Linked DNA regions of Homo sapiens: regions 1 and 2 are each linked to region 3. A link is a contact called in ENCODE Hi-C or POLR2A ChIA-PET data. All regions are on one chromosome and are shown on one strand. The core of a region is the stretch at or near the end of the contact, and the rest is flanking DNA. Distances in the headings are between cores, read along the strand shown. Region 1 has its middle 48 kb from the start of VDAC1. Region 2 has its middle 23 kb from the start of TCF7. Region 3 holds the start of SKP1 (S-phase kinase associated protein 1).

Region 1 (3,649 bases), core at 1,058-3,557, 120 kb before region 3:
AGGGTTAAGGACACACTACCCCTAGTGCCTGGGCAGTTTGTTTTTTTTTTTTTTGGCTTTGTTTTTGTTTTTGTTTTTTTGTTTTTTTGAGATGGAGTCTTGCTCTGTTGCTTCAGCTGGAGTGCAATAGCACGATCTCGGCTCACTGCAACCTCCACCTCCCAGGTTCAAGTGATTCTCCCACCTCAGCCTCCCGAGTATCTGGGATTACAGGCACCTGTCATCATGCCCAGCTAATTTTTGTATCTTTGTAGAGACGGGGTTTCACCATGTTGGCCAGGCTGGTCTTGAACTCCTGAGCTCAGGTGATCCGCCCACCTCAGCCTCCCAAAGTGCTGGGATTACAGGGGTGAGCCACTGCATAAGGCCGAATATTTTAAGCTGAAGGAATCTGAGCAACAGCGGGTACAAGCAAGAAGGACTCTCTGACCTTCCCCTGAAGCAGGTCATAACCCCTCATTTGAAAGGCGCCCTCCCTCCACCAGCGGGAAAGGAAGATGCATCTTCTTACCTCTGAAGACAAAGAGAAATCTGAAGGGTCAAGCTTTCCTGGTTTTGCCCAGTTTGCTACTCTGATTGACCTCATTCTCTTTTGTCCTGTCACCTTTTCCCACAACTCTCCACTCTTCATTAAACCTGGTACAAAACGCAGGTTTAACTGTCTTCAGGTCTTCATTTCTCTATGAAGCCTCTTGTGTTATGTAAAACTTTTTTTTTTGAGACAAGGTCTCACTCTGTCACCCAGGCTGGAATGCAGTAGCTTGATCTTGGCTCACTGCAGCCTCGACCTTGCAGGTTCAAGCAATCCTCCCATGCTACCACGCCTGGCTAATTTTTGTATTTTTTTGTAGAGGCAAAGGTCTCTCCATGTTGTCCAGGCTGGTCTCGAACTCCTGGGCTCAAGTGATCCTCCCAAAGTGCTGGGATCACAGGCATGAGTCACCGTGCTCAACCAAAACTTATATTAAATAAGTTTGCATGCTTTTCTCTTGTTAAGCTGTCTTTTGTTATGGGTCCCTGCTGAGAACCTAGAAGGTTAAAAGGAAAGATGCTTCTCCCTCCCCTATTCAGTCCACTTCCTGAGCACTGCCATGGGCCAGGCGCTGTGCTAGGTGCTCTACACACATGCTCATTTAGCCCCGACACCATGCTGTGGGGAGCTACTGTTGCTCCCCCAACTTTGCAAAGTTAAGAAGCAGAAGCCCTGGCCGGGTGCGGTGGCTCATGCCTGTAATCCCAGCACTTTGGGAGGCCGAGGTGGGCCATCACCTGAGGTCAGGAGTTCTAGACCAGCCTGACCAATATGGTGAAACCCTGTCTCTACTAAAAATACAAAATCAGCTGGGCGTGGTGGTGCACGCCTGTAATCCCAGCTACCCGGGAGGCTGAGGCAGGAGAATCCCTTGAACCCAGGAGGTGGAGGTTGCGGTGAGCTGAGATAGCGCCATTGCACTCCAGCCTGGGCAACAAGAGTGAAACTCCGTCTCAAAAAAAAAGAAGAAAGAAATAAAAGAAACAGAAGCCCCAAATACCACAGTGCATAACTGAGCAGGGTTTGAATTCAGATCAGACTGACTCCAAATCCAGGCCCTGCTAACACCACTTTCTTTTTAAATGAGGAAAATGAAGCATGGAGTGGCCATGCCACTCGCCTGGTCACCCAGCAAGTCAGCAAAAAGATGGCTTTCAGTTCCTTCTGAAAAGCCCTCCATTCTACAAACAACCCCCTTCCAACCCGCACCCACCATGCCTGGGGATACTCTGCATTTTGTCAGTTTGCTGTGGGTCAATGGACCCATTGCCCAACCCTCCATCATTGTCTAGGGCTCCTGTGAGCCGTGCCAGGGGCAGGCGCCAGGAAGGAGGATCCTGCAGGAGGAAGCACTGAGCGCAGCCTGCATGGAGTCAGACCCGGAGGACCTCACCCCAGGGCAGCTGCTCTGGGAGGAAGCCTGGGGGGAAACAGAACAGGTTATGGACACCCCATCCTGTCCCCCTCAGCCCCATTCCGGGCCATTCCACATTGCATGGGTGGGACTTTCTCTCCAGCCTCCACTTTGCTGGGCAACTTAGTTAGCATCTCTGTGCTACCCAGTCAGGGCAGCCCACCCATACGGCAGTCAACCAGCGCCTGCCTTCACCTAGGGAAGATGCCTTTTTCCCTAAACCACAAGTCAACAAGTCAGAAACAGGGCTTCTTTCCATTCTCTATCTTTATGGTGGATTCCTCCCAGAGCTGGCATTTACTCCTACTCATTAAAAATGCAAAGAACCAAGTACAGCAACAGAGAAGTCTTACGTTATGACTTCCTGTGGGTTACAGGCCAGAGGAGGGAACAATCAGCTCCTTTGTTGTGCAAGCTGCTGTTTGTCACTGACAATGGCATTCTTAAGGAATTATGATATTAAGGATTTAATAACCATTTGGTATAAGCAGTAAAACATTTCAATTATGGCGTTTCTGGAAAGTACTGTCCTCATCTGTTGCAGGAATTTACAAGGTGTCTTTTAATTAAGTCGGTTCTAAATGAGACACCTTCTCAGTGTGGTAATTTTTTGAATGAAACTGCCCTGAAGTACTAATTAGTTTGTTTTTAATGCTTGATTTACTCTGCCAGCATGGTGGCTAGGGCGGGGCTGCCCTGCTGGAACTGGATGAATCTCCAGCAGGCAGGAACAAGGTGCAGCGGCTCAGGGCTCTCCTGGCTGGAGAAATGGAGGTAGTTCATTTCACCCTGGCAAGCTTCTAGACTCTCCCTGTTGAGAACTGACCATAGTCTGTCTTTCTTTTCTTTTCTCTTTTATTTTCCTTTCTTTCTTCCTTCCTTCCTTTTTTTTTTTTTTTTTCTTTTGATGGAGTCTCGCTCTGTTGCCCAGGCTGGAGTGCAGTGGTGCCATCTTATGTCACTGCAACCTCTGCCTCCCAGGTTCAAGCAATTCTCCCCCTCAGCCTCCGGAGTAGCTGTAATTACAGGCGCCCATCGTCATGCCTAGCTAATTTTTTTGTATTTTTGTACAGACAGGATTTCACCATGTTGGCCAAGCTGGTCTTGAACTCCTGACCTCAGGTGATCCGCCCACCTTGGCCTCCCAATGTGCTGAGATTACAGGTGTGAGCCACCTCGCCCAACTGGACCACAGTCTTTCAGCCAAACTGGGAAGTGCCTCAGTTACTGGCCCTCCTCCTGATTAACCTGACGAACCACTTACCACAGGAAGCGGCGACTGAGCTGCCTGGGAATGTGGTTACTGCCCCATTGCTAGAGGTGGCGAGCAGAGGGCATTTGGGCATCAGGTAGGCAAGTGGGCTAGGTGACCTCAGAGGTCCGTCCCCACCCAGTGTAACTCTGGTCGTTCCTTTATTGTTCAGTCATATGTCGATCACCAGACATTGATTGAGTCCCCTCTCTGTGCACATAAACGGAAAGCAAAGAAGGCAGGATGGCTGCCCTGGTGGTGCCCACAGCTCAGCTGCATGGGGTGGGGATGCTGGATAGACAGAGTGGGAAGCAGCCACAAAGGAGACAGGCTGGCAGCTCTGGGAGATGGGGCAGGTGGCCCCCAGGAAGCCACAGGGGTGGGGTGTAGGGTGGATATGGGATGTCTGTTTCTTAGGAATGGCAGTTGGACCCCGCTGTGGTGGCTATGG
Region 2 (3,720 bases), core at 429-2,928, 85 kb before region 3:
TCTCAGGCCTCGTCCAGTCTGGGGAGGACCCAAATTTCTGCCCCAGTTCCTCCTTCCATCAGTCCCCACATTCAGGCCAAGCTAGGTCCCACCTCCGAGCACTATCCATGCTGCCTGAATGTCCTCTCACCTACCCAAGGTTTGCCCTTCCCAGGCCCCAGGAGCTACTCTAATTCTTCGTGGAATATTCCTGGGTGGTTGGTTCAGAGACCCACTGATGTTCTGCCCCCAAACGCCTGGCGTTTCTCCTCTTCTGAACCACACCAATTAGCCTTGATTACAGAATGGACGCATTGTTCTCTAACAGTTTCATATGTGCAAGCCCCAAATCCCCAGATGGGAAGGGTGCGTGGATGGTGAGGGTGGAGCTAAGCCAAGCCTCTGCTTCTCTCTGGGCCTCAGTTTTTCCATCTCTGAAAGAAGGAGATGGCACAGAGACTCCATAAGCCCCCTTCCCCACAACCATGAAATGCTTTGGCCTGGTTCTCTGGTCTTCAGGAAAGATAAGTGATGATTGGCTGTCCTCCCACCCTCAGCCTCCACCCTTGGGCCCCGTGCCAGCAAACCTGCTCCCACCAACCTCCGCTCAAGGTCGCAGCCCTTGGCCTCCACCCCCAGCCCCACCCCCTGCCACTGAAAGGCAGCACTGGGGCAAACATCCTAAACCACCGAATGCTTCTAAAAATATGGTGTTTTTGTCAGAGAGCAACCTTCTACTTCCTTCAGGCTTTGATCTCCATGCAACCCACGGAGGAGAAGACACACTTACAATAACAGTTTAAAGCCTTCATCTTCCTTTGGGGTCTACCTCTCAAGGATTTTGAATCCCCAGCTGGGTGGTGGTAACCTATGGTCCTTCTGAGCATGCTCAGATCCAACTGCAGTGGCTCAGAGACTTCATACAGCTGGTCCTACCCCTGATCTGTGGTCAGGAAGAAAAGTCCAGAACAGAGAGGCTTCCAGGGCACAAAGTGGCCACGGAACACTATGCAAGTTTATAAGGCCCTTTACTATCTGCACTCTAGGGAGAAAAATTAAGGCCATAGGGTAGGGCAGAATAAAATCAGTGCTCAAGCACAGAAATGGGCTGTGAAAAAGGAATGGAGGGTCTAACTCTAGCACAGTCCCTGGACAGCACAGACAATAAGTATTTGTTGAACTTTTCATGAAGATCAAGAAATAGAGCACGGCTTGTGCCCTGGAAATGCTCCCTGTCCCACCCACATCCTTCCCCCTTCCTCACTGAAGGTTACCACTATTCCAACGTAGGGTAACCACTTAGAACATTCCAGGTTTTCCCCCTAACTTGCCTATCCCCTAACACCACAGAATCATCATGCGTGGTCAGATTATATATGACTAGGCAGATGGGGAAAGTTCTTCACACAACATTGTGAACTGGACATTGGAAGGATGTCGATCGATGGGGACAGAGAAGTAAAGGGATTTCCTGGCAAAGGGAAGAGCATGGGCAAAGGCTGGGCCACAATGAGCAAGAAAAGCACAAATGCACACCATATTTGGCAGAAATAGAAGTATGGAAACTCTCCCACTAGGTCTGCAGACACATGAGCTCTTGCTGCCCTGCTGGAAACACAGGTACAAGCAGAAAAAACAGAGACAGTGATAAAAGGATCATCTATAAACAGACTGTGTACCAGGCGCCGTTCTAAGCACTGACCACGTGGGTCCTGACAACAGAACTGAGTTGTCATTGTCCACATTTTTCCTAGAGGGAAACAGAGCTTCAGAGAGGGGATGTTCTTTGGCCCCAGATTAGTGACAGAGCCAGATCTGAAATCATGCAATCCAGCTCCTGATGAATAAGCCCACGCAGGCTGCACTGAGCCTTCATGCAGGCTGGGTGTGTGCTTGGTAAGTCAGATCCTGGCCTTCCTGCTTCAGCAGGTGTCCAGGGAATAACCCCAGTGCCCATGTACTCAGGTCTCCTTTGCGCCACTCTCTGCTCGTTGCTTCCTTTAGTCTGCCAGCAACCCTTGAACTAAGTCCTGGTGTTTGTTATCAAAACCAGATGAGGAACCAAGGCTCATTGTGATTAACTCACATAGTTACTAAGTGGTAGAGTGGGGATCTGAACTCAGATCCCTTAATCCAAATCCTGTGCCCCTAACTTCTGTATTCTAAGGCCTCTCTAAATTTCACCCCCTGCCTGGGAATTCCAGACTGTGAGTAATTCAAACATGTCTGAAAAAGTCAAAATCACTATAATTTCCTAAAGACTTCAATAGAGGCAGAACATCTCACTTCAAAACAAAAAAATTATCAGCAAAACTGCCAAGGGGGCTCTGAGTCACTGTCTTGGGCTTCTCCCTATTTTGGAGAGGGAGGTGTGTGGAAGAGCTCCGGGGCACAGGCCAGCCTTGAAAGAATAAGGGTGGGGTCCTCGCTTTGTCCCTCATGTGCCGTTGAATCCTGGGGTAGTGTCTTGACATTTCTGGATCCATTAAATTAGCCAGGCATGGTGGTGGGTGCCTGTAATCCCAGCTACTCTGGAGGCTGAGGCAGGAGAATCGCTTGAACCCAGGAGGCAGAGGTTGCAGTGAGCTGTGATCGTGCCACTGCACTCCAGCCCAGGCAACAGTGCAAGATTCCGTCTCAAAAAAAAAAAAAAAAAGATGTGTTGGTTTCCTTGGGTGACCTCTGACACTGATTCTGGAACCACTGGTGTCAGATTACCCCAAAACCCCAGCGATGCCCCACACAGAAGGAACAAAGGTATTATACTTATAGGATTGACACACAGTTCAGTAAATGCTAGGGCTTAGGTTACTATAGATTTGCACGCAAGTCTTCCCTCTCCATTGCAACCCTTGCCACTTCTCAGAGACCAGCGGAGCTGCTAGAATTTCCTTGTCTGGTGGTTCACAGCTTTGACCAAGGTTTGCCAAAGACACCTGCAGCAAAGGCCTCTTTCAAGCTAATGCACAATCATCCTTCCATGGGGATAAAGGTGATTTGTGGATTCATGACCCTGAGTCATAAATCTACCAGCAATCTGCTGCAGTTGGAAACAGCAGCTTTCTGGCCCTTGGCAAGCCTGCATGTACTTGTGAGTCATCTGAGCACAGGTGCATTTCAATTGATAGAACTGGATATGGGTCCTGAAAGGTTAGATGTAAAGAGAACCTCATTTCAAATGCCCTGGGGGAAGCCCTTGGCTTCCTAGAATGGGTAATACCACTGCCTGGCTTTTGAGTGCAGTTATATACTGATGTATTGGGAGTGTGAGGTATGGTGAGGAAGGTGTGCACAGTGGCAAGACTGACACACACGCATATAAGTGTGTGTGTGTGTGTCCAGAATGGCCCAGGTTGTGTTCCTTTAGAGCGGTGTCCCAGAGCTGTGCAACATGGTAGCCATGCATATGTTTATAGCATGTCCACAGGAAAACAGACCAGGCCATGCACTCCAGGCCAGGGCAGGCTGTCCCCTCATGATGCAAAGCAGAGAATCCCATCTCTGGCCAAGCCCAACAGACCTGTAATTTCCTGGCTGGCTGGTGATGTCTTTCCACAGGGTCTGACCAGGCTTCCCAGATGTGACTTCAGATGTGCACTGGTGTCAAGAGCGTGAGCCGGCAGAGAGAAGCATTCCAGATCTTCCGTCCAGGTTCTTCGATCAGGCTCAAAGCAGTGGGCTGGGTACAGGTCAGCCCTGAGCATACATGGCTCCACCTGCACCCACAGAGTTCTAGGGGGA
Region 3 (3,636 bases), core at 965-3,464:
GAGTCGTTAGGAAAAAGATATAATCTTACATAAAAAGTTAAGCATTTAATTTCAAAGGACTTGAGTTCTGGCAAAAAAAAAAAAAAAGGCATTTAAAATTAAAAGTCCAACAATTTCTTACCATCTTCAAATTCTTTTTTTAAAAAAGAAAACATACAAACAAGGAAAACAACAACAACAAAAAGAATAGCAATACCTGGTACAGATTAATTCAAGGCCTCTTAAAACTCACATACAACTTTTAAAAGGCCCATGCTTCTCAAGTATTCATAATCCGGTGATGTCACTATTAACTTATGGCACCTCTGAAGTTTTCTAGGTGTGTTGTATTACAAATCGCATATATTTTCCCAAAAGTGTATCATTTGGCATTTAAAACATGCATCACACCCATTTTATGTTCAAAGACTTATGACCCATTACATCGGTTAAAATATTCATTCAGCTTCTCTGAGACAATTGTCGCCAACCCCAAAGCAAACAGGTTGTTAGGCAAAGGAAGCAAAAAAGTAAAGCATGTTTTAAAACCAGCCACTGAAATATCCTACTCTCACTCATCCATAGTTGGAGAGAATCAGATTTCACTTTGCGATTCACAAACATGTCTGCTTCTCCATGTTGCTTAGCGCTTGCCAATAATGCAGTTGTCCCTGCTTAATGGAGAAGGATGCAGAGTAGAGGACCCTTCCTGTGACAAGACCACAACAAAAGGTATCTCCAAAAGAAAATATTTTAACCTGAGCCCAATTTTTAATTATAAAACATTTAAACATGTAATTTTTATATTAGATAGTACTGAAATGAACAGTGCAGAATCACAAATCTAACAATGCAGTTGATTAAAATTACTCTAAAAGCAAGACGACCGTTTCATATTTCTTTCAAATAACTCAAGATAAGTGCTTAGTCATAGTCAAGTTTGTGGATTGGGTTACTCTTAAGGGAGTTGAGACCTTACTAAATAGCAGCTGGTCAATCGGTTAATCTGTAATTCGATGCACTTGGTAATACTAAACTCAAAGATAAGTTTTAGTGTTACAGTAGAATAAAGTGCAAAATTTTTAAGTAATAATGGATGAAATATTTATTTGAAATGCTTTCAAAACAATTCCATTCTAAAGAAAGAGGCCTAAAGGCTCCTGCACTTGTAAATAATTCTCCATGGCCAGCATAAAGCGGGTTCTATCACATCATATAGAAAAAAAAACCCCTGCGCTTTAAGTGACCCGAAATTCTGACACTGCTTTTTAGACTGCACAGTGGAGGAGACGGTATTGTTCTATGAAACGGATACATTCTACTGTCACGCTCTAAAGGAAAAATGCATGTCCCTAAAACCCAAACGTGAAGTTTCCATTAAAAGTGAATCAAAGCAGGTAGACGTCCTATTTCTTTAAAAGCCAGATACCTAGAGTTAAGTTATACACAGTTAAGGCTCCTACAAGTCACACCACTCTGACGATGGTATCTGCTCAACGACTCCAAGTCATGGCAAAACAACGCTAAGAAATATTCAGATGGAGCAGGCGGCTATGTGCAGAAAGCCGGCGCCCGCACACGGTTAGCCAGGACCGACCGGTAGCTAGTGACGCCAGACACGGTGGAGAAAGGATGGGAGCCAAGAACCGGGCGGCCTCAGACCACCACCGCAGCTCTCCCTCCCGACCACAACAAAAGCCAGACACCGACACACGCCCACGCTCACGACAGCCAAGGGACCCCCATTCACAACCCCGCCGCCACCCCCGCCCTGGTCCCCGGGACAGCAGGCTTAAGACCAAGAGAGGCCCCCGGCCGCAGCCTGGGCCTTGCAGCCGAGCTCCGCGCCGGCTGACGCTCGGCCGGTGCAGAGAAGGCCCAGCCCGGGGTTCGGCTCACTTATGGAGCGCCGTGAGGACGCCCGGCCAGAGGAGGCCTCGCTGAGTCGGGGGCGGGGCAGGTGAACGGAACCTGGTAGGGTCTCCCGAAGAACAGGGTCGACAACGCGATCCACCGGGCCCGAAAGAAGGCCAGGCCCAGTCACCGCCCGCCGCGGGCAGGCCCAAACCGCAGCGGTGAGGCCAGCCGGCACGCAATCCGGTAGCCACGACCCTTTCCAGTTCAGTGGGCGGCTACTCACGGTGTTCGGTGTTAAGGAGACGGCCGGCGGGAGGCTGACGAGAGCCGGGAGGCGTTAGCGAAGGAAGAGAAAAACCGAAGACGAAGCCACTACAGCGTCGCAGCGCGGCGCGGCGTCTGCTTTATAGGAGAGGGCGCAGGCGCCGAGGACCCCGGGGCGCGCGGCGTCACATCGCGGCTGGGCTGGCCGCCGAGATCGCCTGACGGCAGGCCGAGAACGGCTGGGCGGGCCCAGGCCGGGAGGCGGCAAGGAGCTGCCGGGGGCGGCTGGCCGGGGGATCGGGGGGCCGGAAGAGTTTTCGCCTCTCCCCAGCTCTGAAAGCGCCGCGCTGTCTCGTCAACTGGGTGCCGGACCCCGACTGGCCTAGAAAGGTCTTTCAGGCAGCGGTGCCCTAAGCCGAGTGAAAGACCCCAGTTAAAAAGCCTGGAAAAAACAAAACCGGGCGAGTGTGTGCGTCTCTGTGTGTGTTCCTGGGAACAACAGAACGGGGCGTGTGTGTGTGTGTTCACTCCTGGGGGGGGCTGCGTGTGTGTGTACGCGCGTGTGTTCATTCCTGAGGTGTATGTGCGCGCGCGGGTGTGTGTGTTCATTCCTGGGGTGGGGTGGGGTGGGGGTGGGGCGCTTGTGTGTGTGTGTTTTACTACTGAACTGATACAGCTTGTCCAGCTTCCATTCTCCACGGTAACCCTCCGAGGTGAAATAGTGTTAGCCTTTTCGCCTCTGCAGTGAGGGAACAGGTTCGGAACGGTTAAGTGGCAGAGCTAGGATTTGAACCTTACTCCACAATTAGGTGCTGTTAGCCCTTATTTCCTACTATTGACTTCTAAAGAGGCTTCCATGCCAAACATAGCCATCGTTATAGGGAAACCCCAAGTCTAGAGAGATGGCTCCATCTAGCAGTAGGTACCTACTCCTTCACTAAACATGCTTTGAGCCCGACGTGCGAGGCGTGGTGCTGGGGATTCCGCCGTGAACCAGGCAGCCAGGGCCCGGCCTGGACGTAACTCTTCTCTAGGGTGCTCCCAGGAAGGCTTTGATGAGGTCGATGGAATGAAGCCAGCTGTAAAGGAAAGGGAGTAGTCTGAAAGCCCCACCCTGTTCTGCTCGGGAACATTACTCTCCCCATCCTAGGAGACTGGGCGCCGGGCTCGCCTAGCCAACAGGCACGTGATGATATCCCTGACACCAGGAAGACAAAAGATACTTCCACACAGGGCCCCCTGAAGAAACCAGAGATGTACAGTGCCTCTGGGATGGGACTGGGCAGGAAGGCCAAGCAGCTCCTTGAGTTACCAGGTCTTTGTCTACAAGCCTATCCAGTGTCTGCCAGGTGCCACAGCTGATGACAGAAGATGAAACGCCTGCAGCTCTCAGACATTTTCTTTGCAGCACAGCCCTGCCCTCAGCAGCTCTAGCTTCAGGCCTCCTAGGCAGGGCCCACTGGAGCCCCTTTGCTCCCCGCCTATGGCATAGAAGGTGGTACCTTATTAACTCTCTTTAAGCATTCTAAGCAGGAC

Evidence for each region. Hi-C counts contacts between places; a loop is a spot of excess contacts on that map. ChIA-PET counts read pairs that join two places held with the same protein, here RNA polymerase II (POLR2A). Pooled maps may share reads with other maps.
Region 1: POLR2A ChIA-PET joins it to region 3 with 17 read pairs in OCI-LY7. The contact joins the enhancer-like site here to the promoter of SKP1 in region 3. A Hi-C loop is called at or near these places in 1 of 168 maps with a recorded cell type or tissue (endothelial cell of hepatic sinusoid) and 2 of 50 pooled maps. POLR2A ChIA-PET finds 5 or more read pairs at or near these places in 21 of 52 experiments (CD4-positive, alpha-beta T cell, CD8-positive, alpha-beta T cell, GM10248 and 15 more).
Region 2: POLR2A ChIA-PET joins it to region 3 with 11 read pairs in activated B cell. The contact joins the enhancer-like site here to the promoter of SKP1 in region 3. A Hi-C loop is called at or near these places in 1 of 168 maps with a recorded cell type or tissue (naive thymus-derived CD4-positive, alpha-beta T cell), 12 of 37 single-sample maps with no recorded cell type and 13 of 50 pooled maps. POLR2A ChIA-PET finds 5 or more read pairs at or near these places in 22 of 52 experiments (CD4-positive, alpha-beta T cell, CD4-positive, alpha-beta memory T cell, CD8-positive, alpha-beta T cell and 16 more).

What each region holds. Positions count from the first base shown.
Region 1 is chr5:134,051,629-134,055,277 of GRCh38, forward strand. It overlaps a transcript of VDAC1 not described here. Among named protein-coding and RNA genes, the nearest start is that of VDAC1, 48 kb to the left of the region's middle. RefSeq lists an enhancer at 186-761. Within about 2 kb of position 2,308, at least 9 of the 41 ENCODE cell types and tissues checked have a DNase peak (open chromatin) inside an H3K27ac peak, as active enhancers do; they include CD4-positive, alpha-beta T cell, where a contact is called at or near this core.
Region 2 is chr5:134,090,058-134,093,777 of GRCh38, forward strand. It overlaps a transcript of VDAC1 not described here. Among named protein-coding and RNA genes, the nearest start is that of TCF7, 23 kb to the right of the region's middle. RefSeq lists a silencer at 421-715. Within about 2 kb of position 1,679, at least 2 of the 41 ENCODE cell types and tissues checked have a DNase peak (open chromatin) inside an H3K27ac peak, as active enhancers do.
Region 3 is chr5:134,174,736-134,178,371 of GRCh38, forward strand. It overlaps SKP1 (S-phase kinase associated protein 1), which reads right to left and starts at 2,215. Exons shown (of 6, transcript NM_170679.3): 1 at 2,120-2,215. RefSeq lists enhancers at 1,596-1,875, 1,966-2,215, 3,119-3,633 and a silencer at 2,366-2,445.